Regions from separate parts of the Mus musculus genome. Here regions 1 and 3 are each linked to region 2. The links are chromatin loops, found by intact Hi-C in ENCODE. Cell type or tissue: heart. All regions are shown on one strand. Each heading gives the region's core, and the rest is flanking DNA. Links, peaks and the distances in the headings are about the cores only.

The links. A loop is a pair of places that touch in the nucleus more often than their neighbours do. Peaks named below come from ENCODE experiments on the same cell type or tissue, not always from the same donor. Only the 100,000 strongest peaks of a DNase experiment are listed, where the experiment ranks them.
Region 1: it touches region 2 in a loop (6-fold over the local background); 13 of 42 quality-filtered maps call a loop at or near these places.
Region 3: a loop joins it to region 2, with 4 times the contacts of the local background. A loop is called at or near these places in 12 of 42 quality-filtered maps.

What each region holds. Positions count from the first base shown.
Region 1 is chr8:93,211,420-93,222,411 of GRCm38, forward strand. Ces1e (carboxylesterase 1E) reads right to left here. Exons shown (of 14, transcript NM_133660.3): 3 at 10,169-10,313; 4 at 7,956-8,089; 5 at 6,080-6,233; 6 at 3,627-3,731; 7 at 2,724-2,828; 8 at 883-921. Among named protein-coding and RNA genes, the nearest start is that of Ces1e, 13 kb to the right of the region's middle. In heart, for the core only: a CTCF peak has its summit at 6,622; a DNase peak (open chromatin) is centred at 6,162; H3K27ac peaks cover 1,918 bases.
Region 2 is chr8:93,391,824-93,402,815 of GRCm38, forward strand. No RefSeq gene overlaps it. Among named protein-coding and RNA genes, the nearest start is that of Ces1h, 18 kb to the left of the region's middle. In heart, for the core only: a CTCF peak has its summit at 6,451 (motif pointing left); no DNase peak of the experiment used is centred there.
Region 3 is chr8:93,193,453-93,204,444 of GRCm38, forward strand. It overlaps Ces1d (carboxylesterase 1D), which reads right to left and starts at 4,352. Exons shown (of 14, transcript NM_053200.2): 1 at 4,216-4,352; 2 at 1,425-1,629. The coding sequence starts at 4,267. It overlaps Ces1e (carboxylesterase 1E), which reads right to left. Exons shown (of 14, transcript NM_133660.3): 12 at 9,758-9,889; 13 at 8,389-8,461; 14 at 7,766-8,123. The coding sequence ends at 7,952. In heart, for the core only: a CTCF peak has its summit at 5,735; DNase peaks (open chromatin) are centred at 4,509 and 5,819.

The DNA.
Region 1 (10,992 bases), core at 1,656-9,655, 180 kb before region 2:
ATGGCAGTAAATAGGCCACAAGGTGGACATGTGTGATTATCAATGATGAGACAAGAAGATAAAGCTTTACTGCAAATGGGATGCTAGGCCTACAGGACTCCGACTTGGCTCCCACCTCTCATTTCCATACCTCCCAATTTAATTCTAATAGATAGAAAACATATGTTATTCCATATTTTTTCTTCTGCTACATAACTTCCCTACTAGGACAGAAGTGTCCAAGAAAGCAGTAGATTATATGCACTTTACTGTCATGTCCTGGCTGTTAAATCAGCTCCAGACACAAAGTAAGCCCTTAATAAATCACTACTGGATGCCCGAAAGACTCTCATTTCACTCCCATATGACCCTTTAAGGAAGTTCTGGGATCCGTGGAAAGATAAACACAGAGGACAGGACCATAGCTGGCAATAGCTGGGTATTGAAAAGGCAGGAGGGAAGAAATGGCAGGTAGACTTTCTCAGGTCATAGGAGAATGAAACTCTAGGCTCTTCCCTGCATGACTCATCAGCCTGTTCCTTTTACAAAACCTTTAGTGGCATCTCAGCCTCCTGATAGCAGGATGTTCTAGTGAAGCCTGTCCCTGCAAGCTCCTTTTGAGAATGAGGAATATGTATGAGAAAGGGGCAAGGAGACAAATAGCCCCAGGGTACAGAGTTGTTGATCACAGCCCTCCGCAGAGAGTTGGGAATAAGTTCAATTCTAGTCTATGGTCTTTCTGTCTACGCTAACTGACAAGAGAATGAGTTATTTCGCCTGTCTTGGCCTCTGGAATGCACACACAGTAATAACCAGAATCCCACAAACAGAAGTCTTATTATTTGGAGTGAAAGCACTGTTAAAACTTAAGAGGGGTCTAATCCTGAAAGCGATAATCCTTACCTGTCTGGAGTCTCCATGCAAATCCAGCTTAAAAAGATTCTGTGAAGATAAGACAGAGGTTGTGTTAGGAAGCCATCCTGGTGCCAAGCTGATTCTCTGAGTTGGGTTTAGGGTATGACCAGTCTCTCCTTCCTGATTCCTACAGTGCTCTCTGTCTATGTGCACTGTGTGTGTGTGTGTGTGTGTGTGTGTGTGTGTGTGTGCGCGCGCGCGCGCGCGCGCATTGGAGATCTAGAAAGGAACCTACTATGGGTACCTGTCCTCTTCATCTTTCCACCTATGCGTTCTTCATAACACCCCATCGTTCCTCTGCAGATACAGTGAAAACAATGTGATTGTATGTGGAGTATATGGGGACTTGCAGGGAGATTGTAAGATGGGCTGAGAAGGACTGAAGTGTCAGGAGATAATGCTTGCCTAGCCCTAACATTCTTCCTTCTGATGTCATAAGTTTAGGTGACTCCTGTTGCCATGGGGTCATGCCCCCAAATATAAAGAACAGTTCAAAGATACCTACAAGATAGTGTACCGTTTATACCAAATACACCAATAACATTTGGAGAAAGTTGGCTTCTAAAGAGATGCCATATAGATCTTGAGTGATGCTATCTTCAGCCTTCCAGAAAACAAACCTCCCGCATAGAGAAGGCAGCCAGAAATAATGGCCAACAGAGGGATAGAGAGTGGCAAATGCTAAGTACGATCTTAGCATCTGGCTCTAGCTACATCCTGACTCCTCTCTGTTCCTGAATGTCATGGGTGTTAGTTACTGGAAGGCTCAGTCACAACACATCCCTGAAGTGAATGTTCTAGTCTTGTGTTCAAAAACTCCAATGCCCATGCTCACTGAAATTCTTCCTATTGCATGCTTTCCTGTGTTTTACATTCGTCACGTTCAGTGTGATTACAATGTGACATATTCTAATGGATCTGACCCATGTATGGAAAGCAACTGCATTATGGGTCTACCAACCAAGGTAGACCTTTCACTCAGTCTCTCTCTGACTCTCTTTCTCTCCCTCTCCTACCCCCCTTTCTTGTCTCTCAATGAATAGTCATAGAAGCACCTTTGAAACTCTTAGAAAAATGTCATGTGATCTTAGGTTCTCTGGAATTTCCCAAAGATACAAAGTAATCCTGTAGGTGATAGGTACACCTGTGGTTGGAAGACATATTTTTCCATTCTGGATACTCAAATAGTTGTGAAACATTTATTAAGGAGAATACCTGTAATACCATCACTGAAGATGGTGAAACAGAAAATTTTCAGAGAACAACCAACGATGCATAGTGAGGCCATCTCAGAAATCCAAAGAGAAAAAGAAGACAGCAGATCTCAAAGAGAAAAAGAAGACAGCAGATCTTTAACTCTGAAAAACATAGACTTCAGTATTTTTTGAGCCTGGTCTACTAGAATCCAAGACCCAAAGCCATATTGGACTCAACCGATATCTATACTAGACTGGTGGACTGGTTTCAGTGAATTCAATGGAGGGATGGATATATGGAAGATAATGAATGGTTAGGCAGGTAATTATCATTGAATCTATATAAGAACTAGTTTCCTGAAACATGGAAAAGAAGGTATAACTGTTATAATTTAGATAGCTTCTAAATCAGCCAAATGATACTTTATAATGAAAAAACACTGATAGTTTTCCATTATAAAAGAGAGAGAAAGAAAAACAATCACAATAATACAGAAGCCTGCCACTATTGCCAAGAGGCAAGAGAATATCCCGAAGTAGTTTCTCCAAAACTGCAGAAGAGATGAAGTGAAGAAGTCTGGGGTAAAGTACAAGGTTGGGGAGCACTGGGAGAGGCCAACCAATTTCACCTACCAATTTTAGTGTGGTCCCCAAGAGCTCTTCCTCTGTCTTCTGGCGAAGGCAGTGAACCATGGCAGCGGAAGTGGTGTTTTTACAACCAGATATGACAGCAATTTTCTTCAACAGATCACAGGCCACAAGCAAAGGTTAAGAGTAGTACTTATACCTCTGTCAATACAGCCTAGGGTTCTATCCAATACCCAGTTTCTACTGACGATACGTGATTGCCCCAAATTCTCAGTACCAGCAGGTGTGGGTTCTGGGCTCCTCAGAGTGATGCCTCTGTCAGTGTTGGGACTTGATACAGACTATTTCAATATTTAAAGCCTGTGCTGCTTTATAATCTGTTAAGTGGAATCAGGTGTTGTGGCACATTCTTTTAAGTCCAACACTTGTGAAGTAGCAGCAGGCAGATTTTGGAGAATTCTAGGACAGCCTGGTCTATAGAGTGAGTCCTAGGGCAGCCAGGGTTACATAGTCAGACCCTGTTTTAAAAATGAAAACTAATTTGTTAAGTGAACATAATATTGTTAGTGTGGATGTGTTAAGAGAAGCCAGTGTGGTAAGGAAAAAGAACCAAGAATTCTACTCTCTTGTGTAGAGCTACTGCCTCCACACTCTGGCCAGGTGTCTTTTGCCACCCAAATATGAATTATATCTTTCCTATGAGGAAAAATTACCTATATGATGTACTCAGGGAAATGCTTGCTGCCATATCGAAACTTGTACTGAGTTGTTGGATGTCTAGGAACATGATTCAAAAAAAAAAATTACTTCAGAACTTGCAGAACTTGGCCTAGTTGTGAGCCCAAAACAAGCTCTAGCCATTGAAAATGTCAACTGTACCCCATAGCAAAAGAGATTTGTGAGGAGAGAAGACAAAAGGACACAGGAACAGCACTGGGTAGAATTTACCTCAGCCAAAGGCCTGGTGTTCTTCTTGACCAGGCCTGCAGTGAGGGCCACACCACTTTCAGAAATAGCCCTCTGGAAGAGATTCTTGGCCAAGGGAGACAACACCTGGCAGAGACAGGTAGAGAAGGTGACTTTATACTCAGTGACTCACTCACAGGATTCTGTGGGACCAGCGTTTGGACTCTGTTTGATCACCTTGATGACCCTGTGAAGCCCCCCCCCCCCCTGGTTCTCTGGTTCTGCTGGCTCCTGGCCAATGTGGGATTGCCTCAGTAGCCCCACGTGGCAGCCAGCACCAAATTTTACCTGACCCTGTGGCTGAACTTCATTTGGACATCCCCCTGGAAACATTCACAGAAAACAGCCAAAGAGTCAGAAGAAGAAAAAACTGAAAGACAAGTCCATTTTAACAGACGGGTGTTCACACACTGAATTCTGAAGCAGAGAAAGCAGATCACCACACAAAGGGAAACTGGAAACAAGCAGGCATAGATACCCTTGTAGTCGATAAAGTATATTTCAAACTAAAGCTAATTATAAGAGATAGGGAACACTACATATTAATAAAGGATGAATTTATCTAGAAGGCACCACAATTATAAGCAAACATTTAGAGGCTCTTAATTTTATAAAACAATCACTAAGGGACATGAAAGGCCACCTAAGATATGAAGCAAACATATTGGAGGACTTAATTATGCAACCCTCGTATTAAGAAAGGTCTTCCAAACTAAAAATAAGCAAAGAAATCTCAGAGCTAAAATATGCCGTGGATCAACTGGATTTAACAGATTTACTCAAAATATTCCACCCAAGATGTAGAGAATACAAAGGCTTCTTAACTGCAAATGGAAACTTCTCCAAAAATATCATGTCACAGTCCACAGATAAAACATTAAAAAGTACTAAGAAATCAAAATTATTCCTTGTTTCTAATGAGATCTCAATGAAATAAAAGTAGGATCAATAACAAGTATGTAAGTCTCATCTTAAGCATATTCCATTATCAATATGCATGTAAATATGTTAAAATCAATTAGATTTGTCCTTCAACCCATTCCAATTTATCATCACATTGTACATAATATATGGAGGAATTTAAAGTTATTGATTGTAAGCATGAAATCAATATATTATGTGAAAAACATTGTAATTCAAGAACTAATAAAGAAAATGAATTGCAATGCTTTTTGTATAAATTAGGAGATTACTTATAATATTTAGTTATCTCATCAAGGCGATAGCATGAAAAAGAACTTGGACTCTCTTCCTTGAACCAAAATATTTCAGTTAATGAACAAAATAGTCCTATGTGATAAAGTTTCCAAAATAGCCCATGTGTAGAAGTATGCAAATAGAGAATGTACAAGCTAAAGCTAGTTTTTAGATTTTCTTTAGGGTCAGAATTGAAGGTAGACGCTATAACTCTATATATTAGTTATGTAAGGGGAAATCATGGCAGAATTAAACTAACATTCAAAAACTGATTTAAAAAAGTTATGCAACATAAATAAGTGAAAGAGCCACAGGAACACTCATATACAATGGAAAGGAGAGAGGATGGAAGGCAGGTTTACAGGAGAGAGGTGGTCGATACATGCAGGGATGGATAAAGGTTGTGGAAATACTGCAGTAATACACATCCAAATGTCCTCTTTGAATTCATCTGCACTTTCCCTTATCTCTGAGGAAAACGAGACCATTTTTCCTCAAATATTCAGCCACATGTTTGAAAATTATGGTGATGGGTTTGTACTCTGATCAGTTCTCAGGGAGTGGGCAGGTCACTGAGGACTCCTAGAAGTTTCCATAGATCCCCACAGCATCTCCCACTCCTTGTCTCCACACCAAGTTGACTCCTCATATAATCAGAATGTGTCTGAGACCCCTGTCTCCCTGTCTCCCTGGGGAAGCATCTGTCCACCCCTCCTCACGACCGTCTCTCCATTCCCACCTGGACCCTCAGTCCCAGACACTGCTACCCTTTTTATTGGGTTTTCGAAGCCACAAGACTACTTAAGATGACCCCCTGACTGCTCCAAGTGCTCTAGTTCCCTCAATGTATATGTCTAGCTTGGAGCCAAATAGTGGTGCCCGAACTACTTCATGCCCTTCCCTTTTACGATCTGTAGTTTACTTTCAACCTTCTCCCCCCCCCCCCGAACAAAGTGAATTGTATGTTAATGTGCTGTGCAAAGAGAAAGAGAACTCAGTCTCATGAGAAGAAAAATAATATATAGCAGGTGCGTTTTTATGGTAGGGCATAAAAGTGCCTCTTAGAAGCAGAGGAGTGTTTGGTTCTTAGTTTTCCGTTGTCTAATGCTGAGCAATAAACATACAAACATGAATCTAGGCATTGAAAACAAAGTTCCCCGTGGCTGGGCTATCTGGTCTCCAAGGGATCCTATCAGCAGATATCATACTTAGTAAGGCCTGGTGCCAGGAATACTTACAAGAACAGAGACACTTTCACCTCCTGCTGACTCTCCAAAGATGGTCACAGAGCCTGGGTCACCTCCAAATTTAGCAATGTTGTCCTGGACCCAGTGTAGTGCAGCCACCTGGTCCAAGTGACCCCAGTTCCCCCTGCTGTGTTCATCCCCTGTGCTGAAAGAAACCAGGGTAAAAATAGATATGTCATGAGCTAGAAGTAAGCTGGGAGCTCTTAGTGAAATAAGTTGTGCTCTGCAGGCCTAATACATGTCTTCATCAGCCTCTCATCTCTCTAGCAATATGCTATCTGGGACTCTACACTCAATCTTCCAGGAGCAGTGTTGCCTAGGAGCTAGTTAGTGCTCATCTGGAAACAAGACAGTCAAAACCCCCAACTTCTGAGTGTATTCAGCTCATACTACAGAGCATAGTGAACATGAACAGGTGGGAAGAGGTTTGAGTATCAAGTAATGAAAGTTCTTTGAAAATAAAAATAAATCTAACTTACGAAAGATGTAGGGATGGGAGGGGGCAACTGTGAATGATACTTCAGACTGCAGGACCAAGAAAGGCCTCTTGGGAGCAGTGCTAGCTAATAGAGACCTGAGTAAAATGATCATGCAGGCTTATGGGTATCATAAAATATTACTGCTTGTTATAAGAAGCATTAGCTACAAAGGACCTTGGGGTCGTGGAAACGAACGTCTGGGTGTAGCTAGCAGCAGACACAGCCAGGGCAGGTGCTGAGAGCCTTGGCAAGAGATTCTACACATGTATGGAAATGATCTGCAGGAGCAAGATATGATTTAACTCCTGTTTGTCATAGCATTCTGGCTACTCTGTAGAAAATTCATGCCTTAAAAGTAACAGGTTTACAAAACAAAAACAAAAACAAAACAAAACAACAACAATGAAAAACCCACTGGTTATAACAATACTCCAGTCCTAAACCGTAAGACTTTAATCAGAGTGGAAGACAGGAATAAATGATAAGTAGATGAAGTCAGTTTTTTGAAGGTGGAGCCAAAAGGACTGGTTTATTGGTTAGATGTTGAGTTTAAGAAAAAGTGGAGTCCAAAATGTCCTCCAGGCTTTTATGCCAAGCAAGCAGGAGTCAGCATGGCCAGCGTCAGCACAGTGGGATGCAGGGAAAGGAGGAAGGTTTGGTTTCTTCCCCCCTGCTCAGAATAGCATAAGCATGCCATAACTCAACGCATCCCCTACAGCAATGTGCCCACTCTGCAAAAGGTGGTTCAGAAGTAGCTGTTATCTATGCCTGGAATCACACAGGGAACAACACATAAATCAGCTGAGAAGCAAGTGTAATAGGTGGAGAATTAATGGATAGGTGAGGTCCATTAGTGGAGGAGCAGGATGCCTTCTGAATAAGCCGGACAGAGGTCTCTAAAATGCTTGGCATCACTAGAACTGAGTCCTGGCATCTTTGTTCTGGCAGTTATATTTGGATGTGTTCATACAAAAAAATGATGGAGTACTAGAGCCTGTAAAATGTGAGGTCCAGTGAAAGGCCATTAAGTCACTGGGTACACTGCCCTTGGTGATCTCATGGCACCAGGGTTAGTTCCCTAGTGAGCCAGGTATAAAAATAGCAAGGCTTCCTCAGCCATCTCTTTCCAGCTTTCTGTCTCGTGGGTGATCTCTTCTGCATCCTGAAGATTCCGTTTCTGTCCCTCTACCATATTGATCTCAATATGAGGGCCCACACCAGACCTCCAACAGAAGGAAAAAAATGTATCTTGGATGACAAGCCTCTAAAATTTTTAACTCAATAATATTTGTCTTATACATGTCACAAGTATTGATCTGGTATTCTGATATATAATAAGAAAAAAGACTAATATTGGAGGGCTAGTTATAGAAGAGTTCAAACTCTACCTGAAGAATCCCCAGATGCCCAAACGGTATTGGATGACCACCACCACGACATTTTCATGCGTAGACAGGACCAGTCCATCATAGGTTGATGCCCCACCTAACACTAGTCCACCTCCATGGATCCACACCATCACCTGGAAAAAGATGCAGCAACACAGATCATCAGAAAGCTCCCCTGGAGGGCCCTAGAAGTTGTCTAGTTTGAGTGCCTAAATCTAAGCTGACTCAACTTTGACATCACGGAAGCCATACTAGTACCAAACAAGGCTACAACAGGCAGTCTTTTTCTACCATGCTTTGGCCTAGAATGTCATCTTCCCCATCATTTCTTGCCTTTCTTCAAAGACTCGCGAGCCCTGTCTTTACAGGCCTCCTTAAACTGAAAACATCATCATAGAAACATCTGAGGCCAGTGATGTTATGCTCACCCCAGCACTCCACCCTCCTCATGTGAGGGCTTTATTGTCAGTGGCTCAAGTTCATCATTCTCAGACTCAAAGACTGACTGTGCAGATGGTGACGCTGAGTGCAACAAGATGAAGGAACAAGTGACCTAGTGAGTCCCACCCTGAGCTTTGTCCTCCTCTTCTTCCTTTCTTCCACCCTTTCTCCCCCCTCTCTTTCTCTCTGTCTGTCTCTCTCTGCCTCTCTCTGTCTCTCCCTGTTTCTCTCTGTCTCTCTCTCTCTTTCTCTCTCAGATAAGGGTCTGATTTTTAAGACAGAATAATGATAGCTGGCCCAGTACTTGCTATGTAGCCCAGGCTAACAAACTTACTCAAATGCTTCTGGCTCAACGGCTTCTCTAGAGTGGATGTTACTTAACTAGTCTTTTTTTTTTTGTGATGCAGGGGATCACACTCAAGGCCCTGAGCATCCAGGCAGCTACTCTACCACCAAGCTACACTGTTGTCCCTCTTCTTTATCTTGATATCCTTCATTAGTCCAGTTAGCTAAAGTGGTGATGAGAAGAAAGGAGAGGAATCAGTGACAGAAGAAAGGACAGCATCAGAGCCCTAGGAACACCCTGCAGCTACTACAGTGCCAGAAGCAGACATCATGACATTTGGGGACAGTGCAGCTGTGTGCAAAGTTTACAGCAGCATCAGAAGCACAGCAGTAACAGAGCCAGCAGGGGGTGTGACATTAGCAACATCAATAGATGCATCAGTAGTAGCAAAATGCAGTGATAGCTACCACCCTAGAAACAGCAGCCACTATAGTAGCTATAGCAGAGAGAGGCGGATAAAATATCCCAGAGAATAGCAAGGACAGATGCAAGAGGAAGCAGAGAAATAAAGACTACAGAGTGTGGACAGCTAAGGTTTGGAGAGGAATAAGACCACAAAAGCCAAAGAAGAGAAGCAACAGGTCTTGTCTGCTATAAGTTTCAGAGAGTTCTCTTGTTCCTGGATGGAACAGTAGCAATAGCTATCAGGGGCTGGGTAATCCCGATACACAGGTCTGAAATCTGTAACGCTTGCTGGGCTGTAGTGCTGGGGATTCCCAACAACTAACTAAATTGGAAGCTACAGTGCTAGTCCCTGCCCAGAGAATAGAGTGAGGCTTAGACGCTACTCACTGGGGGAAGGAGGCCTCTGACTTCTATAACTGACAAAGAACTATAACGTGTGTCATCATAGAGCTAATAGCTCCAGTTCCAGAAGCAATCTCAACATCTGCAACACAGCAGGATATCTGCCCCTAGCTGTCAGTTACTGCCACGGATGCTCTCAGAAGCAGTTCTTCTTCTTACTGACTCACAATTCCTAGGGCAAAGGAACTGCCACCAGATGACTGGCAAACAACTATAGGTAATCAGTTTTTCCTTCTATTTGTGTGAGAAAACCAGAGAAGATTATATTCTAGCTATAAGGCCATCGTCCCCAAGCACCAGTTTAGTACACGAGGAAACAAAGTCACAGAGGGTTAGAGAAGCGACTCAATGCTGTACTGCTTTGGAGACTCATGCAACGACGTGTGACATCACAAACAACATTCCCAGATTTCAGTGTACCTAGAAGGCAAGTACCATTGCTTGGTGTTCCTAGGAAAAATATCAAGGGAAAAATGTTTCCTATGATTGACGGAAGCTCTGGGCCTCTGAATCAATTCATTCCTGTGGTGCCCCTGCCTCTAGCTATTTTAAGCTCTCCCAGTTGTACGGGAGAGCCAGATGCTAAAACTCAGAAGGTTAGAACAGATCAACAACTTACTGGCAATCTGTCACTCTTTGTCAAGTCAGCTGGAGTGTAAATATTCAGGTAGAGACAGTCTTCAGAAAACTGGAGAGGAATTTTCTCCTTTCTGTTAGTTAGGAGGTCATTGACTATTTGCCCTGTCACTGGGTCTTGGAAGCACCTGTGAGAGGAGAGAGAACACCCAAGGTTTCATCAGACCCAAATTGGAAACATTACCTGGTATCAACCTTGCTCTGAGAGTTGTAATTCTGTAAGTTATTATCATCCCATGGGGACACTGGAATGGAGATACCCCAGGAGCCATGGGAATGGCACCCTGGGGCTGCAGTCTCTCTGTCCTACAACAAGTGAACAACTTACTATACCTCCCTTCCCAGAGTCTTAGATCTGCCCTGGCCAAAGAGAACATAGGTGCTCATATGCTTGGCTTGCCCTTGGAGAGGACACTCCTTGCACTGGCTAGACAGGGTCCTGTGCTCTGCTGAGCTTTGTACCGTGGGCTGAAAAGTTGACTGAGGTTCTCTACGAGGTGAACATGGACTAGTCTTGGGTGACTGCCATCAGTCACAGAAATGCTCTCAACTGGCAAACCTGTTGAGACAACAGCATCTCAAAAAGACTTGCTTTCCGGTTCAGCTTCATGCACTGATAAGCTGGGTGACCCTGAAGGACTTTCCTGAGCTGGGTTCCAGTCTGCCAGGTCTCAGTAAGGAGGCTGCTAATGTCCAAGAGCTTTGCGACACTGGCCTGCTAAGATTCTGCCATCAATTATTTGAAGTAACCATTGTTGCTCTCATAAAAGATTTCAAAGGCCATTCTGGATTAGAGTTAGTAATGTT
Region 2 (10,992 bases), core at 1,549-9,548:
GAAAACACAGTGGGCTACCAATTCATTAAGATATGCTGCCTCAAGGAATAGCATGGAGAGTGATAGGGAAAGATGCTTGATATCCTGGCCTCCATGTAAGCATGCATAAGTACCCACACATTCATGTTTGTGCAACACACACACACACACTAAATAAACAAACATAAATGTGAATTTTTAATTTTAAAAAAAGAATAAATGAATGAATGAATGAATGAATGAATGAATGAGTTGTGATTCCTGAGTACATCATGCTTCAAGTCCCCTGAGAGGGAGAGAATTCCTTCTCTGTGTTCCATCCTGCCATACAAACATTATCTCTCCTTTTTGTTTATATATATATGTGTGTGTGTAATTTGCAAGTTGTCTGAGACTCCTACTCTTTAATCAACACACCCTACAGGAAAGACCATGATGCCACTATGACACCCTGTTTCTCTTTCTATGCTAGTGTATCCCCTTCACATTTCACCAGCCTCCATCTCTCTGTTCTTGGCCTGGCCACTCATCTTACCATGCAGCTAGATGCCCATTTCTTTATCCCTTAGGGAAAGAGGTGAACGCTGGTATCTCTACTGAGAGACATCTTGTCCCACCTCATATACTATTCCTTGACCCAAATGCTAATTATACACGGGTGCATAGTTGGAAGAATCCATCAAGACATGGGATAAATATTCTTTATGTGCATATATTTCATTTAAAAGCTGAAAAGTTTCTGGCAAATACCAAGAACTTATGAGCAAAATAAGATGTATAAAGGTAAAATTATTGTCAGTCATATAAATTATATTTATATGATAAAATATAAATTATAAAATATATAAATGAGTTAAATTGAGGCTCTAGCATATGCACTGACAGAAATATAACTTCAATTTACTTAAAAGCATCTGTTGTATAAATTATTTCTCATGCATGAAGAGTCCATGGGCTAAATAGATATTTAAGGATAATTATAAAAAGGGATATGCACTGGTTATACATGATAGTCAGATACATGTGCTTGCCTTTTGTCACATCATACCTGCTGTGCTTTGCACCTGGCTTGAATATGTTCCCCAGATGTTCATTGCTGGAGGCTCAAACCCAGGATGGTTTTATTGAGAGGTGGAATCAATGTGAAATAATTGGGTCACTAGGGATACCATCCTTGGAAGAGAGTAATACAAGTCTTACAAGATCTTGCTACTTTAATTCTAACAGTTCTCATGTATTTTACTTTCTATTCTATTATTTAATTTTTTCTGAACATGCCTCCACCATTAAAACACTGTATGCTATGAGGAATTCCAAAGATATCACCAGATAACTTCCACATGCTTTTGAACCTTGGGAACTGTAAGTTCAGCACCTCTTTTCTTCATGAAGAACACAGCCTGACATAGTTATTCCTGTTGTAGTAACAGGAAAAAGAGGCTGCCAAAACAGTATAGATTATTACCATTGCCTCCTAGAAGTTGAAGGTAAAAATCTGTTGCTAAATACACCTCACACTTCAGACAAAGAAGTTGAAAGCTTTTGTCTGGAACTAACCCAGAAGCCCTCCCTACCTCTCACAGAATTGGAAGGTGTTGTGTAAGTTGTCAAAGGAAAAAAGCAATCAGTAGTCCTGTGCCGCAGACCCTCTGGGCCCCTGTGTCTGCGTGGAACAGGTTCTCTCGAGCAGATGGGCAAAGCGTAGGAATTGACAAACAGATGCACACAAGAGAGGTGTTGAATCTGAATGTAATCTCTGGTCGAGTATTAGACTATTATATTACAGCGAATTATCAGGAGTTACAAATCACAAATAAGACAAGGTACACTGAAAGTTACCAGATACAAGCAAGATTACTGCTAAAGGAATTTGCAGAAATTTAGATAAATGTTTACAATAGAGATTAGCATCCCTGCCTAGGATCAGCCTAGTGCCAGGCAAGAGTTTCACACTTTAGTGTTAAAAGCACCAGGGGGTTTTAACTCTTGACAGGCCTCAAGAATAATGTGGTGTCACGGAGCTCTAAATTCCTAGGTCTTGTAAAATTTTACCTTGTCTGGAGAATTCCCTATTTATCAGGATAGTATATCAACTTGCTCTTGGCATGGAATGTAGCCTGTAGTAAAGATTTCTATCTCAGTGAGATTCCCAGGCTCTTTCTGCAGACAACTGAGATAATGGCTTTGATTTATTGTAGTGCTTAATTAGTTACTGAATAGGTTAAACTCCTTGCTGTAATCTGGAATTTTGGAACACTGGGAAAGGCTTTAGCTATGTCAGAATATAATCTCAAAAGGTGCTTATAATAGGGTAATGCTTAATAGAGGGCACGTGGATTCATACACTAGACTAACGCGGGAGTGGAAAATTAATTTTATGGGTTAGGAGGATGGCCAAACTCCAGGAGGGAGTTTCATTTAAACTCTTTTCCTCACGGCCAGCTTCCAAACTTCCGCTTGTCAACTGGCCTAACTGGAGAACATGGCTTTTCGCCAGACTCCAGGAGGGAGCTTTTCATGGAACTCTTTTCCTCATGAGAAAGCTTCCAGACTTTCATCTGTCAAGCTGACTCGACTGGAGAGCGTGGCAGTCCTGCCTCCTTGTAAATCTTGAGAAACATGACAATAGCTACCCTGATAAGATATCCCCAATGATGATATAGGGAAACATATGTTAGAGATAACCAACAGCTGTCTAATTGCTCTTAAGACCTATTCAGGTTGTGGTAATCTATGCCTGCTACTGTAAGCCTAGCCAACTACCCATGGATAAAGAGGTCATAGGCCCTATAGGACAACCTAGTACTGCCATTTTTTTCTAAGTTAACATAGTTTCTAACTGTGTTCTAAATCCTTATCCTCATACCAATAGATACATGTAGCTCTTACCCATCACCAAAGAAGCTTTATTTTTTTTGAAGCAGACAGAAGCTACTATAGAGATCTATAACTGGTCAAAATACAGAGAACAAATAACTTAAGAGACTAGACTTCAATCCATCTACATCTACAGCACAACCCTCAATGTAAAACTCAGGGAACATCACAGAGAAGGGACAGGAAGGTTATAAGCACTAGACGGCAAGAATGTCAACAATAAGATCTCATCGTCTAGGCCTAACAGGAAAGCTCCACCCAGGAAACCTCAACAACATTGTTGCATAAGAAGATCTGTATAATGACCATACCAATGAACACACGAACATAGACGGGGAAAATTTCACAAGGCCCCACCCATAGATGAAGAGCTACAGGCAACTGATAGTTGCTGAAAGAGGGGGAACATGTTTTATTCAGGGATCAGCTCCCCTGATGGTTATTTAATCCCAAGTGGTCACCCATTATCACGTGAGCCATAGCTAATAAACTTATTAGGCTTTCTGCATGTGCACACACACAAACTAATGTGTGTATGTGACAATAATAATTAAAGGAGAGGTTATGAGTTTGAGAAGGAGTTGGAGAATAGTCAAGGAGTTGGGGGGAGGGGTGGAAATGGTGTAAATATTTATGGATAAAATCTTCAAGTCATTAAATTAACTAGTTTTAAAAAATTTAATGAATGTGTATGGGATTTTTGCCTGGCAATATTTTTATACACCATGTGTATGCCTCGTGTTTGTAAAGTCCATAAAAGGGCATCAGATAACCTGGACCTGGAGTTACAGCTGGCTGTGAAACACCATGTGGGTGGTGGGAATTGAACCTAGATCCTCTGAGAGTTGAGTGGGAGGACAGAGTAGAGAAGGGAATATGAGGAAGAGTAACTAAAGGCTGTTTGGAAGATCTCTATGGAAACGTACTACAGTAGACACTTCCTAAAATGTATACATATAAAGGGTATTTAAGTAGAGTTAACATATAATGTGTGGGAAATTCTTCAAACTAGATATCATAGGCTATCAGATAAAATACCCAGTTCATAGATGGCTTACATTTCTTTGAGTTGTTTACCAATGGAGTCTAATAGACCTCACAAGCATCATACACTATTGACAATACCTGCTACTTATCATCTAAAACTTGATAGTAAAACCCTATTGCTGAACATATCCCATAGTTACATCAGAGAAGATGAAGAAATATATCTGGCATTCAATTGGAAGAGTCACTCCTACTGGCTAGCAGTAATAGTGTTGAATGATGCCCTACATGCTACTAGAAAAGTAATTATTAAGCCCACCCATCTACAAGCCCTGTAATTTACTATAACAACTAGCCAGCAAGATGTGTCTACTGGTACAATAGTGACACAAATGTTATGGAATATCCAACAGCTTTTATTATATACATATACATATGCATATGCTATATATGACAGTATAATAAGGTCAACTTGAAGCTCAATAATAAAGGGCCCCAGAAGAAAAACATTCTGCTAGAGGAACATAGAAATAAAATAACTCTTATTTGCATACTGCTATACCCATAGACAAGCGCATCACTCAACCCTCATCAGAAAATATTCTTCTTGCAGTAGATAGTAATTGACACACGGACCCACAACTGGTCAATACGCAGAAAATGAAAGACTTTGTCGTGTTCATTCCTAACTGGCATATCTATATCATGCTCCTCTTTCCATAACTCAGGGATAACTGTAGAAGAGCAAGAGATTATGAGAGACAGATGTAGACAACTTCGAGAGAACGGTTCTCCTGATACAACAGGGTATATGTACATATGAACTCACAGGGACTGTGGCAGCAAAGGAAAGACCTACTATGGAAGACCTATGCAACCTCAAGTTAGACAAGAATCCAAGCACAGAGTAGGGGGAGTGGGCATGAAATCCCATTCCTAGCCAAAAAGCTATTCACAATTGATCATTTCTTGAAGATAGAAAAATCAGTTATCCTCAATGGAGTTTGTGATGCAGTGACTAAGAAATATTCTCCTAAGACAGGCATCTGAACACTTTATTGCCAGCTGCTGTTTGGGAGGAAGGGTTAGTAGGTGTGACATTGTTGAAAGGTGTATGTCACTAGAAGATTTTGAGAATTTAAAAACTCACCCGGTTTGCTGTCTCAGCTTTGTGCTTGCGGCTGAGTGTGTGAGATCTCAGCTTCCTGCTTCTGTCCCCATACCTGCTGTCTGCTGCCATTGCCTCCCATTATGGATTCTAACCCTCAGGAACTGCAACCCCACATACACTCTACTACAAGATTCCTTGTTCACATTTCTTTATTACAGCAACAGAACAGTAACTGATATAGAGTAATACTGGGTATATCAACCACACTCCTGGACTGGCCCCAGGATTAGTAGTCAGCCAACAGAAATGGGACTCTTTAAGAGAGAGAAAGAAATTGGAGTGGGTAAGGTGGAGGGATGATCTGAGAGACACTGGGGGGAAAGAACCAATACATCAAAAATATTTTGAATGAAATTCTCAAAGAATAAAGACATTATTAATGTCTTTTATTTCAAAAAAGAAAAAAATAGAGAAAGGAGGACTAGGAGAGGTATTTCCTGGTGGTGGTCAATGTATAAAAGCTGCCCCACTCTATGTCCTTGAGTATGCTTCGGAAATGTTAACAAAATAAAGCATGCTGTCAGTCACACTGACCTGTATATTCATGGCTGTATTTCCACCACACTGTTCTTGATCAACATTTGTCCTATTCATACTTTAAGGACAGCACTGAACCCCAGCCCATTCATAAAGCTAGGTGACTAGTTCATCTAGGAGTTGAATCTAGCCATTGCATATGTTAGGCAAACACTCCTACACTGGGCTACATATTCAGCCTATTTCTCATATATTGACACAGTCAAGTGTCGTGATATGGTTTCTACTCCATCCCTCCCCTTCCTAGGGGGCATAAAGCAGGCACATATAGAACACCAATTATCAGGGCAAAGCTGCCGTGTTGGAATGGCTCTGTCCCAGCTTTGGGGAAAGAAGTTCATCGTGAAGCTGCATTATTTACATCAACATCACCAGGAAGGGCGGTGTCACAGGCACAGGGCCCACACACGATGCAGCTCTCTCCACCTCTCTCCGGGAGCAAAGGAGAAAGCAGAAGCTTCAGCTTGGACTACTAACCAAGATTAGAGAATTAAGTTACAGAACTAGGCAAAGGATCCACAGTCAAAAGATATCAGGAGAATAGCGGGCACTGACAACCTCAGGCAAACTCTTCTCTGTCTTTATCTGAGGCTCTTCAAGAACTTTACCAAAAAGTACAAAAATTAAATTAAAAAAAAAAAGAAACAAAACTGTAGCCCCAGCTTCTATTCTGTCAATCAATTTTCAGGTTATAAATTATACAGTTTCCCTTTTCAAATGCTACAGAGGAAAGGGTGTGTGTGTGTGTGTGTGTGTGTGTGTGTGTGTGTGTGTGTGTGTGTTCTAAGATATTTACAAAAATTTCCATTCTAAGTTCAGCAATATTATCACCAACAATCCAGGAAGTTTGTAAACAATATTTTCCCTGATGTTTTCTGCCACCTGCTGGACTGTGAGAAATTCACAGGTGAAGTAGTGATTTAAACGAATAAGATTTTAAAATGTTTAAGGGGAGGGTTCTATTTAAAGCTTTTCTTTCCTTCTTTCTTTCTTTCTTTCTTTCTTTCTTTCTTTCTTTCTTTTTAAATTTTCATTTCATACAATAGCAGTACTTAGGAGTTAGCCTGTTTAATCTTGTGATCCATGTCTGTGTAGGAATAGTTGAGGCAATGAAATATTTTGCAACAATCAGCAATTTTTTAAGATCACAAGACTCTCTTTTAAAAAAAAGAAAGAAAAAAAATGCATCATTAAGTATAATCCTCTGTTCGTCAGAGGGGAAGGTACATGTGTACAAATCCTGCCAAGGATTCAAATCTCTCTCCTAGACTTTGTTTCAGGGAAAAGAAAGAAATGTAATGAGTCTACTGTTTCTCCGAATATTTCTTCCCTCCTTGTTGACTTTGGGTTTGCTTCAACCTCTAGAACCACAAACCAACAGGAACTTAGGAGATGGAAAGGACCTTTAAGCCCCTTAAACTAGATGATGGTGGTCAGGGTCTCCACTAAGCATAAGATGTTATCATGATTCTTCTCTCAAACTGCATCACAACCAGCAATGGAACCTAGAACTTCATAGTCAGGGCAACAGCCAAGGCATGCAACAGTCTTGCTTCCAGTGCCCTGCATGCACTGCCAAAGTCTGCTGTCTTGGGGCAACTGGCTATGAAGACCAGTGATATTTCCACAATTTCAGGGTCTACAGAAGTTCACTGTGTCCTGGAATCTCACTTTAGCCCCAACATAAATGACAGTGGCTGAACTCCATGGAGTTTTTATATAGGTAGACTGGTGAACTGTCTCCTTGCACACATGATTAGATTGAGCCATTTACTAAGAGCAAAGTACTCCTTGAAGCTGTCATGTCCATCTACCTTCATATTCTGCCTGACCGCAATGTCAAAGGTGACCTCCATTGGGAAAAAGGAAATCTGAGCTCTTCTCCACCAGTGCCTGAGGTTGGATCAACATATCCAGTGTGTATAAAACACCTCCATGTGGATTAGGTGATCCTTCACCCATCGAGAGGACAACAACCCAGGAGCATCCAACGAGAGTCCTGCTGTCATGTTCTTTGATTCAGACATCTAAAGACTATACCACAGCAGATAGCAGGTACCTAATTGAATGTAATCCAAATAGACCATCTACCTGGTCATTTCACCAGCAGCATGACACACCATGGGCTGTGAGTATCCAGCTAAAGGTCAAAGAGGAAATAACAGGTTGCAGGGTGAAATAGAGCCTACGCCTGAAAAGCCTGACAAGAGTCAGATATGGAAATCCCAGGATGAAGGTTGATTACAGGTAGAACAGTAAGAGTGCCAAAGGCCCTCAGGACGAGGCTGTAACTGAGGTGAAGTGTTGTGCATGGTGGAGAGGTTCACAAGCACCCTACTGTCACATAGAGGAAGGTGCTCAGAAACACCACAACCAAAAGTACTGAAGGTTGTGAGAACACTTTCAGCCTGGTGATCCTGTGCACTCTGGCCCTCACAGCACTCTCACTAGCCCTGAGGACACCACAAAGAACATGAAAGGAGGCTGCATGGAACGGCAGATGAATTGAATGAAGCAACTCAGCCCCAGCCAAAACAAACTGCCTGTGTTGTCATAAGAGCAAAACACTTGCCGGCCAAAAGTGAAAAGAGGTGCTCAGAGGAGAAACATTATGAAACCCATGAGATGGGGAATGAACCTCAAAAACCAAACAAACTAACTAACTAAAGGGGGGAGGGACACCACCCCCAGCCTGACTTTCTGGAGGAGCTCAGGTCCAAATCTGAGTACACACTGTCAACAATGGTAGCATCAACAACATCTGAATACCCGAGGTCAAGGAAAAGGCTCTTGCAGATCAAGAGGAGGGCAGAGGACTAGACCACAGCCCTGGTGTCACAGGCATGGTAAAGGAAATCAGAATTGAGCTAGGCCCAGGGTCACAAGATGAGTTCTTAACTTCTGCCTTCAAACTACAAATCACTCAAGGAGACAGGCAGACACTAAAAGGACAACCAGTGGTTCAGTGGCAAAGTCATCAATTTTTGGGGGGGGGGGGAAATAGGGGGGTCTTTTTTATTTTTTTATTAGATATTTTTTACTTACATTTCAAATATCCCCTTTCCTGGTTTTCCTCTGAAAATCCCCTACCCTTTCCCCTCTCCCCCTGTTCACCAACCCACCCACTCCTATTTCCTGGCCATGGCATTCCCCTACACTGGGGCATAGAGCCTTCACAGGACCAAGGGCCTCTCCTCCCACTGATGACCAACAAGGCCATCCTCTGCTACATATGCACCTGGAGCCATGAGTCCCACCATGTGTTTTCTTTGGTTGATGGTTTAGTCCCTGAGAGCTCTGGGAGTACTGGTTAGTTTATATTGTTGTTTCTCCTAAGGGGGTGCAAACCCCTTCAGCTCCTTGGGTCCTTTCTCTAGCTCCTGCATTGGGGACCCTGTGCTCAGTCCAATGGATGACTGTGAGCATCCACTTTTGTATTTGTCAGGCACTGGTAGAGCCTCTCAGGAGACAGCTATAACAGGCTTCTGTCAGCAAGCACTTGTTGGCATCCACAAAAGTGTCTGGGTTTGGTGATTGTATAATGGGAAGGATCCCCAAGTGGGGCAGTCTCTGAATAATCACTCCTTCAGTCTCTGCTCCATACTTTGTAACTCCTTCCATGGACACAGAAAATGTGGTACATTACACAATGGAGTACTTCTCAACTCTTAAAAACAATGAATTTATGAAATACTTAGGCAAATGGATGGATCTGGAGGATACCATCCCGAGTAAAGTAACCCAATCACAAAAGAACACACATGGTATGCACTCACTGATAAAGTAATCAATTTTTACATGAGTCTTCTCATGGAAAGAAATTAAAGTCAAAGTCACCCTGCACTGCATACATTTAATGTCTTCTTTTATACAAAATTAAAGTGTGAGGGCTTCCAGTCAGCCAAAAGATGGACCCAGGCAGTTAATCTCTTTGCAAAGGAGCTTATTCTGGTACCCAATCACCTGCATGCTTAGTGGAGACTGGTGGTTGATCTACAGAAGAAGAGTATTGTCTACCTAGATTCGATGGGACAGAAAAAGCCTGACATCCATCCTTCAGCTGATTGTCCACTGTCTGCAGGATGAGAACAAATGGAGGATTGTGGATCAGATTGAAACCCTGTGGAGGGGAATCAATACGGCATGCCAGCAGAGGAGATTCCTCCGCAGCTGAATGGGAGCAATTGTGGAATATTAACCTGTTGATATGCAGACTACATTTCCAGAGGCCAACCCATCACCTCTCAGCAGCACATGCCTCTGTTTAGGAGGAAGATGGTGTGGGAAACCCAGCATAAGCACTTACTGTAGCAACACCCACCTGCTGCAGTCTTTCATGGGTGTGGCCAAGGACTTCAGGCTGGGTGGTGGGGGAAGAGCTTTGAAATAGTTTTGGGCTGTAAAAAGTGAGTGATGCCCCACCCTCCTCTATGCAGTGCTAACATAGAGAAAGGAACAGCCCCATTTGAAGCACTCTATATGTGCGTGCACGCACACACACACGTTAGAAACGAAACCCACACAACACATGCTCACAGGCTCTCTGCTTTAAAGAGTTTATTTGTGACTGGGATTGATTTTGAATCTTAATTCAATTTTTCCCCTTTTTTTCTTTTGTAATTTTGCTCTCCTTGTGCATGTTTTAGCTCACTGTCAGTAGCTATTTCCCAGTTCTTTTTAGTATTTAATTTTCAATTGCTTATTTGAAAGGAATGTCAGTTCCAGTACCAGTCTCCCCAGCAAGTCAGGCTGGTTACCCAATGTGGAGCACTATAGGAGTTTCACAGTATAATTGAGCTCTGACCACGTGACCTGGGTCTGGGTCCAGCATTTCAAGGGTCATCAAGTGTCAGCATTTCAAGATACATCATCACCTAGAATTAAAAAATGATCTTTTTTTTTTTGAAGTCGAATGAAGGAACTGGAAAGTTCAATATGGATTTTTGACTCAGGTTTCCTTGTACATAAGCTTCAGTCTTGTGAGTACTATGGAACTGTGTCTTGCAAAACCTAGTCAGCTCAAAGCTATTTTTCTTTAATACATTTTTTGTATATGTTAAGCTGAAATTAATTATTTTCATCAATATTTATATTCCCCACCCTATGAACACAATTAGTACAGATTTAATGATAGTGTTAAAATTGCCAATCATAAATGTTTTACATAAGGATGTTTGAATTCAATTCTGTTAAATATAAACCTTACATTTGTGTCCATGAAGATTTTATTTAATACGGTTTTTTTGTTTGTTTTTGGGGTGTTTGTTTGTTTGTTTGTTTGTTTGTTTGTTTTTCGAGACAGGGTTTCTCTGTATAGCCCTGGCTGTCCTGGAACTCACTTTGTGGACCAGGCTGGCCTTGAACTCAGAAATCCGCTTGGCTCTGCCTCCCAAGTGCTGGGATTAAAGGCATGCACCACCACTGTCTGGCTTAATATGGTT
Region 3 (10,992 bases), core at 2,047-10,046, 200 kb before region 2:
AGGTGAGGTGAGTAATGTCTCTAAGAGTTTCACCATCTGGCCTGCTAAGGTTCTTTCATCTCCCCATCCCATCAACAATCATTGTGAGCTGTCCTGATTAAGGACCCCATAAGGCCATTGTAGAGTGGAATTGGTAACAATGATCAAGTTCTTCAGAGTTCCAAGCACTGATCAGCTTCTCCTGGAGAAGGAGTCATTTAAGACACATCAGCCCCAGGTGTCCATTATCCTGTTTCATAGATGGCACCTGGCTTCCAGTATGTCAAAGAGAGAGTGGAGGTGCTCATTTGCCAAGCCTCCTCAGAGGTCGAGTGGCAGAAGTGGAATAGAAAAGGTGACCTTTATGTCTCTAGCTTAGGCAATTTTCCTACCCAATGGGAGAAAGGGGCATAATTCACAGAACTAGGAACTGAATGACCAATGGGAGGTGAAGATTTCAACTTCACTATTGTTTAGAACTCTCAAATAAAGACCAGTGTTGCATTCTTAAGTTCTTATCTGCTCATGCTGCTTATCTGATACACACAAGCTTTGAGTAAGGCAAAGCATGGGGAGAATTCCTCTGAACGGGGGCTTTCATGTTTCCCTGGGAGAAGGGTGTGCAGTTTAGATCAAATTTCTACTCCTTGACTCAGAAATGTCACTTCTTACATTTCTCCCCAAATTCCTGTGATTATGTGTTACAAATTTATCACCTTTGTCTTACTGTCAATAACATAGAAAGAACTTAGCCCAAATAAAAGATTGGATGCATACAGTCTAATTTCATATCCAGTTAATGTAACTGCTATATATTGGCTGTTACATTGATATGTAGAATAATATCGGTGTTATAAATGTGCAAATAGTCACCCATATTTTCCATACTCATAATGTCTGTATAAAGGGAGGACATACACAGACATAAGACTGGAAATATGACCTCAAATGCTCACAGTGATTCTGAGGAATTGGATTGTACCTGATTGTTAACTTTGTTACATTTGCTTCTATGTATTGCTCTGCCATTTCTGTTTTCAGTATTTATACCTTACATTTGCAGTCAGAATGGAAAAAATAGCAAATGATATTTTTAGGAGAAAAGCATGCAGTAGTAAGGACACCACCAGGAGTGGAATTCTTCAATCCTCACAAGTACCTTGCCAAGAGAAGAAACACTGACTGCACTGACATTCTTTAGGCTATCTGGACTTGATGGGCTTTTCTATTGGCTCAAAGATTGAGTGGGGCAGGGGGAAAGGATTGTTCAGTGGTGACTAGGAGGCTGGATAGACCTAGGCATGAGAACTTAAAGTCACCCTCAACTGTTCTTGTCACTCATGTAGTTCCACTCACCCACTTTCAAGCAACATCAAGGTTCAAGACAGAAGAATAAATTATCTTCATCCCCTTTATATTGAAACAGGCCTACCCCAGGGGCTTACATAGGCGGGTAGGAGGTGGTGTTCTTCACGAAGCTCCAGGGCTCTGCAGGCTGTGGTGGAGCAAATCTCAAGGAGCCAAGAGGGGGCTTGGCAAAGGGGACTCCCAGGAAAACAGCCACAGGCTGTGTGAATCCTTCCAAATTGACATACTTCCCCAGGACTTTGCCTTTAACAGTGTTCACCACAGGTGGTGAGGATGGGTACCCTGTTGGACAGGAGAAAATAGGAACACATCAGTAAGGAAAAGATAGACCTGGATTCTTGGTGGGTTTGTCACTTCAGGACTGATGGCATTGCTAAAGTCACCCAAACCCTTCCAGGTCTCATTTGCTTCTTACATAAAATTAGAGTGAAGACAATTGTTCTCATCTCAGAGGACTGATTAAAGACTAACGTGTATTGGTGTCTTAAAAGCATCCAGCCTAAGTCACTACAGAAAGAGAGGTACCAAGTATGAAGATGAGTTTTGGTTTCCACTGGAAATGTTCATCCACTAGGATCCTGTTGCTGAGCTGGGTGAGAAGATGGACAAGAGCCCTCCCTGTCCTCAGGAGGGCTCACCTTGCAGGCATGGCAACAGATACACTCGACTTAATATTGAGATGCATAAGATTTTTGTCCTGGGGTAGAGCCAGGAAGGGGATACAGCAGTTGGAAGAGAAAGTGATGTCTCCTGATTGGTCACACAAGGGTTGTGACTTACAGTGTGGGGAGAGGCTAAGGGGATGAGAGAGGTGGGTATGACATTGCAGGAATGAGAAAGGGTGCTGTGGCTCACAGACAGCACACAGCCAAGCTGGGAAGGGTGGGTGCCCTATGACTGTCACCAGGAGGAGTCCAGGACAGAGAAAGGTAATCCTGGAAGAGAAAGAACACACCAGGGAAGACCCTGGAGGACTGAGTAAGGGGCTGGATTTTACTTAGCAAACAAATAAGCAGCAGAAATAGCTCTGTGGTAAAGCAGACAACACACTTCTAAAACCTTCTTGGGGGTTCTGAGCATGGTCTTCCAGGTAAGAGAGACTGGGCATCAAAAACATTTACCCTACTGCCTCTATTCTTGTAGAACAGACAGTCTTTGCAGTATCCTCACTCTTCTTCTATCCATTGTGGGACCTGCACAAACCAACTTGGTCCTTCTTTACATGGTTGGTGGACTTATAGACACTTGGTCATGGCTCCCCTGGTGTCCTCTTTGTCTGACCTCAGGGGCCTCAGTTTGTGAGAACATCCCTCATTGGGTAGGGCCTTTGAATTTAGACAAGATGTCATTCTTCCTCAAAGCTTGTGGCCAGAAAAGACAGGAAATTTCCAAATTTAGTGGGAAGTGGTCACTAGAACTGAAAACTCCTCATTGGAATCCAGCCTCTATGTCACATGCTATCAACAGCCAGATGCATACTGTGAATATTCAAGTTGTTGTTACTAGTTATTACAAAGAACGATGAACTTTCTGGTAGACATGTACATACAAAATCTACTTTACGATATTCTGAAAGACCATGGAGAATGGGATAAGATGCTGATATGTGTTCAGCACTTCTAAGAGGTGAAGGAGGGTGAAGCCTGAGGAGAAACGCCTGGGGTAGGCTTTGTCAGCTCGGTGATGGTCCACCGTGAAGTGGGTAGAAACAGATTATCTGGGGTCATATTCCTGCGTCAAGTGGATATACAGCAATGGCACAAATATTATGTAGTTATGTATTTAAAATTGTGTAATATCAGAGTGCAATACGGAACATTTGCTCTGTGCCCAGGCACATTCATTCTCTTTACATAATTTCTCAAAGAGGCCTTGCCAGGAGAGCAGGCAAGATTTCAAAGCACCAAGCATTGACTGTAAAAAGGTGAAAACAGGGTGACATTACAGGCTGGGGGAACTGGAATCCCCAGGGTGTAACTAATGTGGGTCCCATCCCCCACCTTATCTAAGTCTCCTGCCTGGGCCACCCACCTGTCCTGATCTCTAAGATCTAGTCATCAAAAAACCCAAACAAAGTCCTATATCCCCCAAACCTCCCAAAGAACTCCATGTAACCGCCCCCTCCACCCCATGCCACCTCACTCCTCTCTTCTTTTCAGGTGAAACTACAACAATGGCTCTTGCTTGCCCGGTCTCTCCGCTGCCCTGGCCTCCTGACTAACCTCATTGTTTCCTCTTTTACACCATCCCTGTGACCTGTCCCTGCCTTGTGGGAGCTTCAGTGTAACACCATCATCTCAATTGTCTGATTTAAGCACGTTGTAATTTTTATTAATCCATTACGTTTTCAGCCAAACCTTTTGCCTACCTTTTAACCTAACTTACCCTCTGGACCCAGAGCAGAAGCAACCGCTCTTTTTGTCCTCAGTGAAAAAGGCACTCCTGTCATCTCTGCTTTAAAGGTGGGGGTTCCCTAGTCACTGTATCACCCAGGCTTTGCAAACTTTAGGATATCAAGTTGGAGTTATTGATTAGGAGCCAGATATAAGGCTGGCTCCTGAGTTTATGCTTTCCATGTTCTGCTCAGCCTCTCTCTCTCTGACCTGCTTGCAACTTGACAAAGAATCACAGGGAAGCAGCCTGATCCTTCTTCAGCTCTCCTGTGCCTCCTATAGCTGGGTATCCCAGTGTCCATCCTCCTCTCTGTCTCTGTGGGAGTCAAGTTCTTCGGACTTTGATGCACCCCTTCAAGTGCAGAAAGCAAAACTCACCAAGGGACTGGACTATTTTGTCCACAGCATTGCCCATTGTGCCCAGAACAAAGACTGAAAATGTACACACAGACATTTGTAACCCAGAAGAACTTACCCCAAGCTGTGCACGCAGCAAGAGAAAGCCATATCAGAGGGTAGAGGCCCATTGTGGAAGGACAAGGGCTCTGTGGGTCTCTGAGCTATCTGCTGCTTTAGCAATGCTTCTGTTGTGGACCAGGGGACCCGCCTCCTTAAGTCTTGCTCAACCAGCTCAGTTATGTAATCTAAGCTTAAAAAAAAAAAAAAAAAAAAAAAAAAAAAAAACTCTTCCTTCCAAAGAGCTCTCTGGGTGTCAGTTGGGCCCTCCAAGCCACGCCCACTAGGAGTTTACCCACTTTTATCTGAACAGTCAGTGCCCAGTACTCAGATTACAAGTGGCCAGAAACCCATCCAACAGCTTCTTACATAAGCACCTCTCCCTGCAGCACTCTCACCTCAATTCAGTGCACCCTGACCTCTCAAGAGCAGACAGCAGCAGCCAGGTGCCTGCAGGTAGTGGGAAGTGTTGTTCTGGGGTCCTTCTACAAAGCTCTGCTCAGCTGGGATGTGAGGACGGACACATTTCACAGCCTTCCTGGACCTGCATGTCTTAGAATCCATACTCTCGAGTTAGGAAGGGAACTCACACTCTACCAACCTTTAGAGGATTCCTAAATTAAGTTTGTAGTATTCCTGCCAAGTGACCTGGCTGGGCACGGTGCATACTTAGGTTCAAGGAAGTTTACCAGAGAAAGAACCTTTGGACATAATGTTCATGTAGGAAACAAACTCCGCTGGCAACAATCCTTGCTTCTAACCATCCATGCATACACGTACACACTGATTCTTCAAACATTGCCAAAGCGCATGGCCTCCCTTTTCATGGGAGTGTACAACAGCAGGTGGGTCAGTGCATCTATGCAATTGCTGACCCTAGCCTATTCCAGCAGTGTAGCCTCTTCATACTTTCATGTTTGGGTACCTCTTTTCATTCCTCTGGTGTGTATTTTGGTTCTTTCATCTAATCATTTATTTTTAAGTTCTCAGGATGCATTACTAAGTTATTTGTTTGATTTTAGAAATCTTTAATTTCTTTAAGATCAAATCTCTTTGACAGATCCATTTTGGAAAAAAATAGTTGACGTAAAATAGTAGTGAGCTGATAAAATAATAGACATTCTACAGCTCTGGAAGGGTTCAAGTCCATTTGATGCATAATTATATCTTCTTAAAGACATGAGACTGTAGTTACTCATGATATAGAATTTCCTCCCGAAGTACTTCTGTTTTATCTGGGTTCTGTATGTTGTATCTCCATTTTCATTTCATTTAAGGAATTTTTCAACCTTCTCCCTCTTCCCTCTATTTCATCAATGAATGTACTTAAATTCACACAGTGGAAGGAGAGCACAGAATCTCACAAATTGTAGTTGAGTTTCTCACCATGAGCAGCAGGGTACTTTGTGACTGGAGTCATTTGAAACCCCTCAGAGACCTTGATCACTAGAATAAGCTGGCACAGGCAGCATCACTGTTATCTTTACAGCCATACCTGGGCTGAACTGGTGGTGGTATACATCAGGGTGGTATGCACAGGTTTGTTTTGCCCGCTAGGAGGAGTGGAGTTGTGATATGTGGTGCTGGCACAACAGACACAGAGTGTGATGGGGGAGAGGTAGACTAAAACTGTATCCTTCCTGGCCACTGGCCACTGGGTGTACTGGCAAGTCTCCAGCTCAATCACACTGCCTCGCTCTGGGTTTACTGGCTGGATTCCTGCTGCACATTACTCTGGGTTTATTGGCTGGATTCGTGCTGCACGTTACTCTCAGTAGGTTGTTGTGAGTTTGTGTTTTCTTTTGCTTTGCTTTGCTTGTTTTTCTTTTCGTCTGGAGGAAACAAACTCTCGAGGCTGACTCCCAGGCAGAGTTTTGCCGTGAGCTCATGAGATATGAAAATGGTGGAAGCAGTTCTCCCAGAGTAGCAGTTTCAGACTCTAATTCTTTCTAATTGTGTCTTTGTCTCTGCTGAAGACACCCCACTTGCAGGGCGTGTGCTTTTCCTATACACTTATTTGAAATTTCCAGTCTGCTTGATCCAACACTTGTGTCCAACACTCAGTCAACATGGGCTGATCATGTTGTCTCTTGTTAGTGGAATTTTTCTTTTCCAAGTCTGTCATTTTTGCATTTAATATTTGATACAATGCCTACCAAAGAAAGAAAGAAAGAAAGAAAGAAAGAAAGAAAGAAAGAAAGAAAGAAAGGAAGGAAGGAAGGAAGGAAGGAAGAAAGAGAGAGAGAGAGAAAGAAAGAAAGAAAGAAAGAAAGAAAGAAGGAAAGAAAGAAAGAAAGAAAGAAAGAAAGAAGGAAAGAAAAGGGAAGAAAAGGAAAGGAGAGGAGAGGAGAGGAGAGGAGAGGAGAGGAGAGGAGAGGAGAGGAGAGGAGAGGAGAGGAGAGGAGAGGAGAGGAGAGGAGAGAAAAGGAAAGGAAAGGAAAGGAAAGGAAAGGAAAGGAAAGGAAAGGAAAGGAAAGGAAAGGAAAGAAAAACTGAATAAATGGTATCTGTGAATCAACAGGAGTGTGGTTGGGTTTTGCTAGTCTGATGAAACCCCAATTCTGGTTCTTTTATGTGGTGTATGTGTGTGCATGTGTGTGTGTGTGTGGGGGGGGGGATGTGCATGTGTGTTTGTGTGTATGTTTTAAAGAGCTTGAGTATTTGTGGTGTAGTATGCAAGTAGTATAGGATGTACAGAGTATAGGATTTTTTGTGCTCTCCTTAGCTACCACAGTCCACCACCTCCTCCAGACTATGCTAATGTTAGCCGGTGCTTTGTTTATGCTTATTCCAAAGGGCTCATACCCTGCTCAGTGCACACACCCTTCACAGGGGTCTTTCCCATGATTTTATTTTCTTGAGTAAGATTTCTGAGACTTGGTGTCCAGGAGCTGCTAATTTAAATGTGGTATCCAGTCCAGTTCCCAGAATTTCTAAGAGAATTCCATGGTTCTATAGATTTCTCTGTGACCTTGCCCTTCCTGAACATCAAAAGACAGCTAGTAACACTACCCAGGACAGTTTCCTACCATTATCCCCAAGATACACGCTTAATTTCCCCACTCAGCCTCAGTAAGTCTTCACCAAGCCTTCAGAGGCAATAAATAAATAAATAATATAAAATAAAATAAAATAAAATAAAATAAAATAAAATAAAATAAAATAGCCTTGTGCTTTTCCTTACAGATTTCATTCGTTAGGATAAGAAACTCTGAGCATGGCCTTATGCCTTTTTTTCTGCTTCATACCTACTCAGGATTTTTCTCATAAACTTATGATAGATATACACGAAGAAATGACTATGTGTGTGACTCCTCCTTGCATCTGTGGTTCCAGGGACCTTATTACTCTCCTATTAGCCTCCACTTCTTCGTAACAGCTCACCAAACCCTTTAAATTTCTTCATGCATTGATGTATTGATGCCAAAATCCCTACTTCTTTCCCCCGTACTTGTCTTCCTTTAGACTTCTGGATAATCATACCACAAATGGATTTTCTGCGGAACCATCTTCATATGACATTGCCTCTCTCTGAGAAGCTTAGATTCATTTCCAATCTACAATATTGATTTGACTTATGGAACAAAATTTATTTTTTCAAATTGAGTCCACATGTGCAAATATTCTCTCTCTGGCCTCTGTCCACTCCCACCACACAATTCTGCAGTCTCCCCAAAGCCTTGGCCACAATCATCTTCCATGTAAAGTAGTCTCATTTGGGCTCCCCTGAGGGTGAGGCTGACAGAGTCTCCCATTCACAGCTCAGTGTGTTCTGTCGGCAGTTGCTTCTTAGCCAGAAGTTCAGTCCAGAAAGCCACTTCTTTTTCTTTCAGCTTCTGGGCTTGTTGGGTGGTGGCTCCAATCTGCAGATAACCTTCCTTTTGGTCATACTCTGGCCAATGGGGCAGCCCTTGTCCATTGGGATTCCTGGGAACAGAATCAAATAGAATTCCTTAAGGCTGTTTTGTGTCCCCTACATTCCTGTGATATTCATAGGGTTTGTCTCTCCTAAAGACCTGTGCACCACAAAAAGGAAAAGGGAAAAAAATAAATAAAGGAACACCATTGTCAGAGCCCTAGGTCACAGGGTTGGAGCCAATCAGTTAAATTTCAAAAGCTACGTCTTCTTTACGGGTACTCTATTGTCTCATCTCACCCATCAACTTGGCTCCATCTGCATCACTAGACTCACCCATTCCTAGCAAAGTTGGCCCAGAATTTCATCATCATCTTGCTGAGGTTGATCTCCTCTTCTGAGGTACCACCTGTGAGGAGTAAGAATAATCTTTTTTTTTTATTCAGTTCATGGTTCATGAGCTAATGAGAGCAGTATCACTCAAGAGATTATTAAAAGAGTCAAGTTTGGGCTTTTACATCAAAGCTGTAGAATCAAAAGCCTTATTACAGAGGGCAATGCTTAGCGGGTGTATACTTTCTGTCTGAGAATAACTTATCTACTATACAGCAGGCATATAGTATATTCTGCTGTGATCATCCACGTTCAATTCTAGGCTACTTGAAATGAAATTGCCGCAGATGAAGAATTCTCTGGATCACAGGGTGTATGGGATTTCTGGGTATTGCATCTTTTCTTATGGTATTCCCCATAAGCCCACAATTAGATGTACAATGGCCCTAAGATATAATCTTGGGAGCTACAGAGCATATCATAAAAAGCCATAAGGTGGCTCACAGTCATGAATTATAGCAACTACTGGAAGTTGAAGTATTAAAGACACTCTGAAAGGATTTCTTTACATATTATATTAATTACTATAGAGTTAAACTATCACATACAGATAGGTGTGCCTATAGGCAGATTGATGCACATGACATCTGACCTGTCCATTACTCATATTCTGATATGTCATGCTGAGTAAGAACAGCATGATCTCATCCTCACTCACATTCTGAAATGTCATTATGAATGAGGAATGAAGCATCAGTGGCATCCTTGTCTTCAAACGGGATACTCGCGTACGCCATTTCTCTTGGTGCATTATTGATCAGAATCTTGATACAGAGTGTGATGGTTTGTATATTTTTGGACCAGGGAGTGGTACCATCTGGAGGTGTGACCTGGTTGGAGTAGGTGTGTTACTGTGGGTGTGGGTATAAGATCCTCACCCTAGTTTCCTGGAAGTCAGTCTTCCACTAGCAGCCTTTGGATGAAGACATAGAACTCTCAGCCCTGCCTGTGCCATGACAGCCTGGATGCTGCCATGCTCCCACCTTGATGATAATGGACTGAACCTCTGAACCTGTAAGCTAGCCCCAATTAAATGTTTTGTTTTATAAGACTTGCCTTGGTCATGGTGTCTGTTCACAGCAGTAAAACCCTAACTAAGACACAGAGTACTGCTGGCTGCTAAGAAGTATGCACCTTTCCTTATCTATGCTGTAGTGGGAGAAAGCCTGGGAATTTGAGAGTTGAGCTCATCCCTGTTGCACTGAGTTGAGAATTGAAAATCAAGAGAGGAGGAGAGATATGCTCAAGGCCACAGAAGCCTTGGAACGCAAAGCTCCAAATCGCAAGCTCACAGGCAGCAAAGCACCATTACCTCTTAAAATTGGGGCCCCAAAGACAGAGTAGATTTCATCTCCATGGTCTCCTACCACCGTATCTGGTTTCATTTCTGACGAGAAGCTTGGACTATATTGAAACTCATACATGTATGTGGGGGCTCCGGCATCTGAGAAGACACAGATTCACATACCATTCATATTGCCAGACACAAACTTGAATGGCATCAAGGTCTTTGTAATGCAAGAGACCTCTGAGTATCAGTGCAAAAAGAGAAACACTTCAACACAAGCTTCTTGATGTGCTTAGCACTGTGCAGTTAGTGGAAGAAGACAGTGATGTTCATGTGAGGAAAAGGATTTATGAATGCACTACATTTAGTAAGCACACTGGGTTGTTCATTGATAACCCACAGTGTTCATTCATTTCATGATCCACAGCTTGCTGGGTGTCCTCCATTCAGACATGTTTTAAGCATTCTTAGTGTTTTATCCCCACCTATTCTGAAAAATGTGAGGCACTTCCAAGATATTTGTCTGAAAGAGAGAATTTCTAAGGATAAATACATGCAAACATGGAGCACTAGTTACTTTTGTCTCAGGAGTACAATGTTGGAGAAAGCTGTCCTTCATAAGTGAGAGAATAACAGCTTTCTCAGACAAATCAAATCTTATGAAACTCACCACTCTAGCCATGTCTTACTTTCCTCATTAAACATTAAGATAGAGATAGATAACATGAGACAAATGAAGACACAAAAGTCAATGATACAGAACAGTGAACAATACTCAGAATGGCCATGATGATGTGTACAGCAAGCTTATTCTCAGTATGGGGACAAAACAATGGTATTGTGAAACATACCTAAATCAAATAATAGCTATAGCTATAACTAAATCAAATGATAGCTATAGCCAAATTTTGTCATTACAAAGTGATATATGTTCTAATCTCGAAGACATAAAAGTGTACAGTAGGGGGAGTTGAAATGTGGAGTTGTTCTAGAAAACTTTTTCTTAGCATCCTAGACCAGAACATCTCCATGTTAGAATATCTGAAGCACCAGAGAGGTCAGGTGTAATAATATCACAAAGGGGCTTCAATACAATAGCACAGTCAGTGATGGCTCATTCAGATAGAAAATTGCTAAGGAAATGGGTCTTCATCAGTATCTTAGGAAGAATCTATTTAATAGCTTTGCATGTAATATTATACCCAACAATAATAGTTTTCAAGCACTCACAGAACATTCTCCTGAGTAGATCCTATATG